Linked DNA regions of Homo sapiens: region 2 is linked to region 1. A link is a contact called in ENCODE Hi-C or POLR2A ChIA-PET data. All regions are on one chromosome and are shown on one strand. The core of a region is the stretch at or near the end of the contact, and the rest is flanking DNA. Distances in the headings are between cores, read along the strand shown.

Region 1 (5,041 bases), core at 1,221-3,720:
AAGGATGAGGGGGCTCTGCTTGGCTCCGCCGGGTCAGTTCTGCCTGTTTGGCAGGGAGCATGGTCACCTGGGGATGAGGTGAGGGGGTAGGTGAGGCTCTCTCTCTGGGGACCTGGCTGCCAGCTCTGCCTTTCTTAGGCCCCCAGAGAGTCAAGGCTGTGTCCACACAGCAGCCTGAATCAAAGCAGGCCAAAAAGTACACAGGGTCTCTGCCCCACCCCTCCGGGGTCAGCTCCTCCCTTTCACCCGCTTTCCTCAGTTCCAGAAAAAGATCTGCAAAGACCTGCCCCCGTTCTTGGCTTCTCACCCCTCTCAAAGATACTGATTCCAACTTGGGCTATCAGGTGCCAGAACCTCCACCACCAATACCCCATTCCACTGAGGCGGGCCTAGCCCTCTGGGTTTGGTTAAAGATACAAATTACCCTGAAAGAGAGGGCCCTTAGAGCCAGATTCTTGCTTCAAGGCTTTCCCTGAAATCTGCTCAAGACAGCAGTATTGGCCAGGTGCCGTGGTTCACGCCTGTAATCCCAGCACCTTGGGAGGCCAAGGTGGGCGGATCACTTGACGTCAGGAGTGACCAGCCTGGCCAACATGGTGAAACCCTGTCTCTACTAAAAGTACGAAAATTAGTTGGGTGTGGTGGCACACGCCTGTAATCCCAGCTATTTGGGAGGCTGAGGTAGAAGAATCACTTGAACCTGGGAGGCAGAGGTTGCAGTGAGCCAATATTGTCCCACTGCACTCCAGCCTGGGAGACAGTGCAAGACTCCATCTCAAAAAAAAAAAAAAAAAAAAAAGACAGCAGTGCTTAGTAAAGGAAGGGGATAGCGTGGGAGAGGGGCTATCTTCAAAGGATTAATGTGGGGTCTTGTGCATTTTGCCAAGAGCTGCTGGCCGTTGGGGAGAGGGGAGAGCTGGATCCCCATGATTGGACTCCGACCCTTTCATAGAGGACCTTCCTGTCCAAGCCCCCTGCCTGGCTTCTAGCGGGAGGGAAGAGGCAGTGGCCGCCCCTTGGGGTGCGGGGCCCCAGACAGCTGGCAGTGCTCACCTGCCTGCTGGGGGCAGGGCTGGACTGTCTTCGGAGAAGTTGGCTCTGGCCTTGGCTGGGCTGCTGTGACCGTCCCTCGTCCTGGGCCTGGAAGGCCCCCGCTGCCTCGGACTTCCTATGAGCAAATGCAGCCACTCCTCTGAGGGACTGTCCCACTCCCAGCACCCCAGCCCCTCTGCTCCCACCTCCAACAGGAGGAGATGTGGGACAGCCAGGGACCCACTGCAAGCTCGTTGAAGGGCCCTAAGTGAGGATGACTCTCAGGGCCTTAGTTTCCCCTTCTGAAAAATGGGGATGGTTAACACTGCTCTATTCTGCCTCATGAGGCTCTTGCGAACATGACGAGAAAAGTGGGGAGTAGAGGCGGTTGGGTGGGGAGGGGGATCTGGCCCTGGCCATGGCCCTCTCCTGTCTCATCCAGTACTTCCTATGACTAACCACCACCCCACCAGCAGCCCAAGAGCCACCCCCAGACAAAGGTTAGACTGGTCTTTGCGGGAATTAAGATTTATTGAGCACCTACTGTGTACCAGGCACTGGGCACACATAATCATTATGACAAAGCATTTATTGAGTGCTTCTTATGTTCCAGGGGCCAAGCACTTGTATCATGATCGCAGCCCACGAGGTGGGACGACAGAGCCAGACTGCTGTGTGCCCCCGTGTTCCATTCTTTCTGCCTTTTCCTGTCCATATTGTAAATTTTGGATTTCTTTTCCTTTTTCCCTCCCATCACTGTTAACCAACAGAATCCCAGCGCTTAGCCTTGAAAACTCCAGGCCATCCTAGCTGTTGGCAAAAGAGCTCTGAGCAAGATCAGAAGAAAGAAACATTCTCCCTGACAACTTCAGAGAGGCCAACATAAACTGTCCAAGCAAGTGTCTTTTTTTTTTTTTTTTTTTTGAGATGGAGTCTCGCTCTGTCACCCAGGCTGGAGTGCAGTGGCGCGATCTCGGCTCACTGCAACTTCCATCTCCCGGGTTCAAGTGATTCTCTGCCTTAATCTCCCAAGTAGCTGGGATTACAGGCATGAGCCACCACGCCTGACCCTGGGCAAGTGTTGTTTCTAAGACACTGGGCTTCAGGCATTGTTGACGCATCCGATGAAGATCATCTCTAACTTGTGTAAAAAGTCTAGTTCCAGTTAGTTGTCTTGCTTACTAACTGGGAGGCATGGCTGTTAATGATTAACGTGGTATCTCTATTGACAGGTAGAAACACCAAACAGAACCTGGGCATATCTCTCCCTTCCTCTACCTAAGGGGTCACAACAAAAGGCCCAACCACTCCATGAATGTTTATTTTGGTTGGGTCTCAGTTAGCAAATGGAGCCATGTCTTTGGTCGATGAACTGAACCAGGAAGAGAAGCCTGAAAAAGGCCACCCTGTGGTGGACCCAGAGTGAGGCAGCAAAAAGGGAAGTATGAGGAAACTCTGCTCAGGCCTCCATAGGCCCTGCTGTCTGTGGTGGGCCTGTGCCTGAGGAGCCATGCTGGAACGACACCTTCAAAAGTATGGGATTGGGCAGGGCGCAATGGGTCACGCCTGTAATCCCAGAACTTTGGGAGGCTGAGGCAGGCGGATGGCTTGAGCTCAGGAGTTCAAGACCAGCCTAGACAACATAGTGAAACCTAGTCTCTAAAAATACAAAAATTAGCCCAGGTGTGGTGGCTCATGCCTCTAATCACAGCACTTTGGGAGGCTGAGGTGGGTGGATCACTTGAGGTCAGGAGTTCGAGACCAGCCTGGTCAACATAGTGAAACCCAATCTCTACTAAAAATACAAAACTTAGCCAGGCGTGGTGGCACGTGCCTGTAATCCCAGCTACTCAGGAGGCTGAGGCAGGAGGATCGCTTGACCCCAGGAGGTGGAGGTTGCAGTGAGCTGAGATCGCGCCACTGCACTCCAGCCTGGGTGACATAGTGAGACCCTGTCTCAAAAAATATATATATATATATATGGGGTTGGGAGGCCAGGTACAGTGTCTTTACACCTGTAATTCCAGCACTTGGGGAGGCTGAGGTCAGAGGATCACTTGAGTCGAGGAGTTTGAGACAGCCCTGGCAACAGAATGAGACCTTGTTCTAGGAAAAAAAAATTTTTTTAATGAGCCGAGCATGGTGGTACGTGGCTGTAGTCCCAGCTACTTGGGAAGCTGAGGTGGGAGGATCGCTTCAGCCTGGGAGGTTGAGGCTGCAGTGAGCCATGATCATGCCACTGCATTCCAGCCTGGGTGAAAGAGCAAGATCCTGTCTCAAAAAAAAAGTATGGGGTTGGAGTTTTTTGTTGTTTCATGTCTTTTGCCAATGTCATTAGAATCAGAGCCATAAAGCACAATAATGTTAGTTGTTAGCAGTTATTGGCAGCTGGTTCGGAGAGGAACCAAAGTTCCCTGGAGGAAGTGTTTCTGAGCTTGAGGGCTCCCTGGGCAGGCTGTTTGTAACTTTTTTTTTTTTTTTTTTTTTGAGATGGAGTCTCGCTCTGTCACCCAGGCTGGAGTGCAGTGGTGCAATCTCAGCTCACTGCAACCTCCGCCTTCTGGTTTTAAGTGATTTTCCTGCCTCAGCCTGCTGAGCAGCTGGGATTACAGGTGTCCACCACCATGCCCAGCTAATTTTTATATTTTTAGTAGAGACGGGGTTTCACCATGTTGGCCAGGCTGGTCTCATTTTGAACTCCTGACCTCAGGTAATCCACCTGCCTTGACCTCCCAAAGTCTTGGCATTACAAGCATGAGCCACTGCACCCAGCCAATTTGTAATCTAATTGGAGGTGAGTGCGTTTCCTTACTCTGTGAGAGCTGAAGGCCTTAGAGTGAATTTTCCCCCGAACTGGGGTATAGGAGCTTCGATGAAGCAAGAGCCCAGACGTGACCCAGTGGGCTGTTCCTCCCTAATGGGGAGGACCAGGAGGACAATAGTGGAAACACCCGGTGCAGGGAAGCAAGGCACTTGTGTGTTCTCTTCCGGATGGATGCATTTTCCATACGAACTCCAGCTTGCTTGATGAGCATTCCTCCTGAGAACTCGCCTTCCTTTTTTCCCCCATGTAGAACTGAGAGAAAAGAGTGAGGGACTCAAGAAGATTCTGAAACCCCAACAGAGACCTGGCTTGTCCGATGCTGAAGCAACAGCGTCTCCTCGGGGCCACCTGTTCCCGAGGGTTGATGTGGCCGCACCAAGCATGACAAAGGAAACGTTTCCTTCGGAAGCTTAGATGGGTTCTTCGACCTCCAGAGAGAATTAAAGGAGCAAAGCCATCAAGTCTAGCAAATCCAGTGAAGGCTAGGTTTTGAATTCAAATGACCACAGGATGCTACGTGACTCTAAGAGATGCCAAAGGCATCTAAGGAAAAAAAAATTAAGATCAAGCCAAAACTCCCAATGCTTTGATGTGACAACCCTTTAAGAAAAATTTTCCAGACTCGGGACAATGCTTGGACAGAGTAGATGCTCAATAAATACATATCGATGAGGAAATAGGAGAAAATAAAAGCACACTCCTACAGCCACCCGCTCATAAGCTCCAGTCTGTCCCTTACACACACACTGCACAGTTTTAAAATTTTCCATATTCAGAGGATGAATGGTTTTCTACTTGGAAAAGGTGCCAGATAAGAGGAAAAATTTTAATTATTCAGTAAAATTATGAAAACTTCCCTAAAAGGTAAATAAGCTATTTCAAAGAGAGTAGAATTAAATGTATAGGAGTGATCGTGTAAAAACAAATGGTTAATAAAAGTGTAAACATATTTCTCATTTCTATTATTAATATAAACACCTTATCTCTCTGAAATTATCCTGGAAAAAAGGAAAGAAAATTAATTAACTTTGGCTTAAAGACCTTAATGTCCCTGCTGAGTTATTAGTTAAGACAAAGTTAGGAAAATTGACATTAGACAAGAAATAGTAATCATAAAAAGGTCAAAGACACTTTGGGAGGCCAAGGTGGGAGCATTGCTTGAGGCCAGGAGTTTGAGACCAACCT
Region 2 (4,849 bases), core at 1,994-4,493, 200 kb before region 1:
TGGACTGTGTCTTTGGCTCTCCAGGGAGCTGCCCCACCCATGAGGCCCAGAGCCTGACCTGCTCTGGCCCTGCCCCCAGGACCCCCCACCCCTGGCCATGTCACCTCTGCCGGTCCTCATCCAGGCAGTTGATGATAGCGTTGCGCTGCTCAATGAGGGTCACAAGCTCCTGCATCAGCACCTTCTCCCGGGCCCGGTCCTCCTCCGTCCAGTCCTTTTCTGCCCAGGGAGAAAAGTTAGGGGGCATGAGTGGTAGGAAAGCCCTCTTCCTCCCCAGGCCACCAGGAGCCACTGCCTAAGTGCGGCAGGCCAGCCCCATGCTAAATACCATGCAAGAAACTAAGCGCAGAAAGGAAGGGCCCCGATAGGTGGGGCTTACAAGTTCTTTTTTTTTTGTTTTTTTTTTTGAGACGGAGTCTCACTCTGTCGCCCAGGCTGGAGTGCAGTGGCGTGATCTTGGCTCACTGCAGGCTCCGCCTCCCGGGTTCACGCCATTCTCCTGCCTCAGCCTCCCGAGTAGCTGGGACTACAGGCACCTGCCACCACGCTCAGCTAATTTTTTATATTTTTAGTAGAGACAGGGTTTCACCATGTTGGCCAGGATGGTCTCGATCTCCTGACCTCGTGATCCACCCGTCTCAGCCTCCCAAAGTGCTGGGATTACAGGCGTGAGCCACCGCGCCCGGCCAGGGCCTACAAGTTCTTAGGGAAAAGAAAGTTGTGACAGAAGAGACCAAGGACACCAGGCTGCCTACCAAAGAGCCCTGCAAGGGGCCCCAGCAGGGCCAGCACAGCACCTACTGCAAGAACAGGGCAGCACCAAGGGTCTCATGCTCATGTTCATTCATCCATTCAACAAATGTTCACTAGGTGGCTTCTGGCGGGAGGCAAGATTCAGGAGGGACAGAGTGGGGCAGGGGCGAGGAGACAACAGGGAACCCCAGGGCTCCTCCAGCAGGAGAAGCAACACAACCCAAGTGACATACTGGGACATTTATCCAAGGCTGTGGAGGAAGGTAGACTAGAGGGGATGCTGGGGGCAGGGAGCCCAGCAGGAGGCTCCCCTGAAGCTGGGCACACCTGCTGCCCCTCCTGCCTCCTTTCCTCTCAAGGCCCCAGCCAACCCACAGGACCACCCCCAGGGGCCCACTGGGGCCCTAGTATTTCCCCCTCCCCCAGCCTGCAGGCTCCAGGGATGAGTGCCCACACTTGGCCTTCCCTCCACAACATCTACCGCCACAGGCTTCCCTGGCTTCAAATAAATATCCTAGGCCGGGCCCGGTGGCTCACTCCTGTAATCCCAGCACTTTGGGAGGCCGAGGCAGGTGGATCACCAGAGGTCAGGAGTTCGAGACCAGCCTGGCCAAATGGTGAAACCTCGTCTCTACTAAAAATACAAAAATTAGCGGGGTGTGGTGGCACACACCTGAAATCCCAGCTACTAGGGAGGCTGAGGCAGGAGAATTGCTTGAACCTGGGAGGTGGAGGTTGCAGTGAGCTCAGATCACGCCACTGCACTCCAGCCTGGGCAACAGAGTGAGACTCTGTCTCAAAAAAAAAAAAAAAAAAGTAAATATCCTTAGCCAAGCGTGGTGGTGGGCGCCTGTAATCCCAGCTACTGGGGAGGCTGAGGCAGGAAAATCGCTTGAACCTGGGAGGCGGAGGTTGCAGTGAGCTGAGTTCACGCCATTGCACTTCAGCCTGGATGTCACAGTGACACTCCATCTCAAAAAAATAATAGGCCGGGTGCGGTGGCTCACGCCTGTAATCCCAGCACTTTGGGAGGCCGAGGTGGGCGGATCACGAGGTCAGGAGATCAAGACCATCCTGGCTAACACGATGAAACCTTGTCTCTACTAAAAATACAAAAATTAGCCGGGTGTGGTGGCGGGCGCCTGTAGTCCCAGCTACACGGGAGGCTGAGGCAGGAGAATGGCGTAAACCCAGGAGGCGGAGCGTGCAGTAAGCCAAGATCGTGCCACTGCACTCCAGCCTAGGCGACAGAGCGAGACTCTGACTCAAAAAAATAAAATAAAATAAAATAATAATAATAACAAATAGGGCCAGGGCTTGGCGCGGTGGCTCACGCCTGTAATCCTAGCACTTTGGGAGGCGGAGGCGGGTGGATCACGAGGTCAGGAGATCGAGACCATCCTGGCTAACATGGTGAAACCCCGTCTCTACTAAAAATACAAACAATTAGCCGGGCGGGGTGGCAGGTGCCTGTAGTCCCAGCTACTAGGGAGGCTGAGGCAGGAGAATGGTGTCAACCTGGGGAGGCGGAGCTTGCAGTGAGCCGAGATTGTGCCACTGCCCTCCAGCCTGGGCAACAGAGTGAGACTCCATCTCAAAAAATAAAATAAAAATAAATAAATAAATAAAATAAAATAAATAAATAAATAGAGCCAGGCGCAGTGGCTCATGCCTGTAATCCCAGCACTTTGGGAGGCTAAGGTGGGTGGATCACAAGGTCAGGAGATCGAGACCATCCTGGCTAACATGGTGAAACCTGGTCTCTACTAAAAACACAAAAAATTAGCCGGGCGTGGTGGCAGGCGCCTGTAGTCCCAGTTACTTGGGAGGCTCAGGCAGGAAAATGGCGTGAACCCGGGAGGCAGAGCTTGCAGTGAGCCGAGATCGCGCCACTGCACTCCAGCCTGGGCGACAGAGTGAGACTCTGTCTCAAAAAAAAAATAATAATAATAAATAAATAAATACCCCCCCCCAAAATAAATAAATAAATATCCTGAAGCCCCCTCAGCCACTGCCCCTTTCCCCTATGGCCTCACCTTGCCAAAATTGAGGAGCAGGTGGCCCAACCTGGTTCTGGGGACAGAGCAGGGCCTCCAAATCACCACCCAAGTTTGAATCCCACTTTGCCATTTTCCATATCTGGGGCCTGGGTAAGTTATGTCCCCAGTCTACACGTGGGGAAACTGAGACTCAGGGACATGAAATCTTTGACCAGTGTCACACAGTGAAGGTGGAGCTGGTATTTGAACCTGGCAGCCTGATGCCCCCAAGCAATGGCCCTCATGGTGTACTGTACTCGGAGCCTCATACACCAGCTTCACCTTCCAAAAGCAACATCCGGGACAGGCTGACAAGCCCGGGACGCACAGCCACCACACGGGGGCTGGAAAAGCCACAGTAAGCCCTGGGGCCGGGCTAGCCAGGGAGGCAGAGGAGCCGTGCCCGCTCTGGCCACAGGGCGCCGCTGTGGCTCTGAGTGGTGGCCACGCCCCAGCCTCCTGCAGAGTTGGGAGTGACTCACACAAGGCAGTGGAAGCCTGGGACATTCTGTGGCTTCCCCTGGGACACTCCAGCCTCCCAAATTCCCCAGTCAGTAGACAGTTCCCCTGCCACCATCCCCACAGTCTGGAGGGGCTGTGTGTGCAGGGACAGCCCCAGATCAGAGACATGGATGGAAGCCCAGCCCCGTCACCAACAGCCAAGTCCCTTGACCTCTCTGGCCCTCCACTTCCCATCTGTCAAGATGGCCCTTGCCCAGGGCTGGCACCATGCCTGAGCCATAAGAAAGTGGTCAAAAGCTTTGGCTCCCAACTCTGGAATCTCCATAGTCCTGGGGTCTCTGCCTGCAGCTGCGGTTCACTGCATTCCACGGTCACAGGGCGTGTGAGGAGCCCTCCTCACCAAACCCCAACTCGGCCACATGGTAACCATCAGCCATCAGCCCTTCAGAGGGTACAGAGTCCACGTCCACTGTCTCCTGGTCCCAAGAACACCCGAGGACGTGGGGACCTTCATTCCCATCTTACACCTGAAGCCACTGAGGCTCAGTGAGGCTAAGAATCCTGCCCAAGGTCACACAGCAAGTTAGTGGCAGAAGAAGGAACAGTCTGACCCACGCACAAAACAGGCTGGGCTGGTCCTGGGCCTGATCTTCATTCACTGAGAGCCTGTCATCCCTGGTCCCTCGGACGTCCACACCCTACACTGTCTGTGCGGTTCCTTCTCCTACCACAGCCCCAGCCAGCTTACTGCCTGTTACAGTCTCTCCCATCCTTGGGGGTGACCCAGACAGCCCTGCCCCGCACCTCCTCCTCTGGCCCTGTCCCCAGTCTGCCTGTGCATCCTACTGGGGTTTTGTCTGCCCGCTCCCCCACTCCTCCGTGTCACCAGGCCCCAGGGCAGGTGCCAGGGGAGTGCCAGTGGCTGCACTCACCTGGCTTATTGAGGAGGCACCGGAGCTCATACTCGACATCAGCCTGGCGCTGCTCCAGGTTCTGCTGCTTGAAGCTAGGGGTGGGAATAAGGTGACTCTTAACAATTCTGCCCGAGCCCCGGCTGCCCTGCCCTGCGCTGTTACTGATGAGGGAAGAGGGTAAGGGTTCTCCATTCTAAGCTCTACGGATTCCAGGGAGGGATGCCCCAGGCGGGGGGACTCACACATAGATGAGCTCGGACTCTCGCCGCACCAGTAGGTGCTTCTCGTGGATGAGCTTGAACCAGTCCACCAGCATGTCATCCTCACGGCCCTCTGGAAGCCAGATACCCACTGAGGCCAGGGCTGGCTGCCATGCCTGGCTCAGTTCCCCGGGGAATAGAGGCTCCTGCCCCCAGCCCCACCCAGCAGGCCCTCCCAGCCGCTCCCGCACCATTCAGGCCGCCACGCAGCTTCTCCTCCAGCAGCACCCCACGGTGCTCCAGGGCATCCAGCCGGCGCTCAATGGTATCCATCTCTCCATGGATGTCCTCCTCAGGGATGTACTGGTCAGCCTGGACCTGCCCAACAGTGCCTGGTCACCTGACGGCCTGCCTGGTTGCTGCCAGGAGCCTTGCCCTCTTCTCTGGCCAGCATTGGCCACTGGTGGCTCCAGGGCCCGGG

Evidence for each region. Hi-C counts contacts between places; a loop is a spot of excess contacts on that map. ChIA-PET counts read pairs that join two places held with the same protein, here RNA polymerase II (POLR2A). Pooled maps may share reads with other maps.
Region 2: a loop to region 1 is called in a pooled map, with 2.2 times the contacts of the local background. The contact joins two enhancer-like sites. A Hi-C loop is called at or near these places in 1 of 37 single-sample maps with no recorded cell type and 4 of 50 pooled maps. POLR2A ChIA-PET finds 5 or more read pairs at or near these places in 1 of 52 experiments (activated naive CD4-positive, alpha-beta T cell).

The regions. Positions count from the first base shown.
Region 1 is chr22:37,729,425-37,734,465 of GRCh38, reverse strand. TRIOBP (TRIO and F-actin binding protein) reads right to left here. Exons shown (of 24, transcript NM_001039141.3): 8 at 1,054-1,168; 9 at 1-67. Among named protein-coding and RNA genes, the nearest start is that of TRIOBP, 35 kb to the right of the region's middle. Within about 2 kb of position 2,470, at least 5 of the 41 ENCODE cell types and tissues checked have a DNase peak (open chromatin) inside an H3K27ac peak, as active enhancers do.
Region 2 is chr22:37,932,450-37,937,298 of GRCh38, reverse strand. MICALL1 (MICAL like 1) reads right to left here. Exons shown (of 16, transcript NM_033386.4): 11 at 4,620-4,746; 12 at 4,411-4,501; 13 at 4,187-4,260; 14 at 105-219. Among named protein-coding and RNA genes, the nearest start is that of C22orf23, 19 kb to the left of the region's middle. RefSeq lists enhancers at 2,663-3,464, 3,465-4,267. Within about 2 kb of position 3,243, at least 23 of the 41 ENCODE cell types and tissues checked have a DNase peak (open chromatin) inside an H3K27ac peak, as active enhancers do.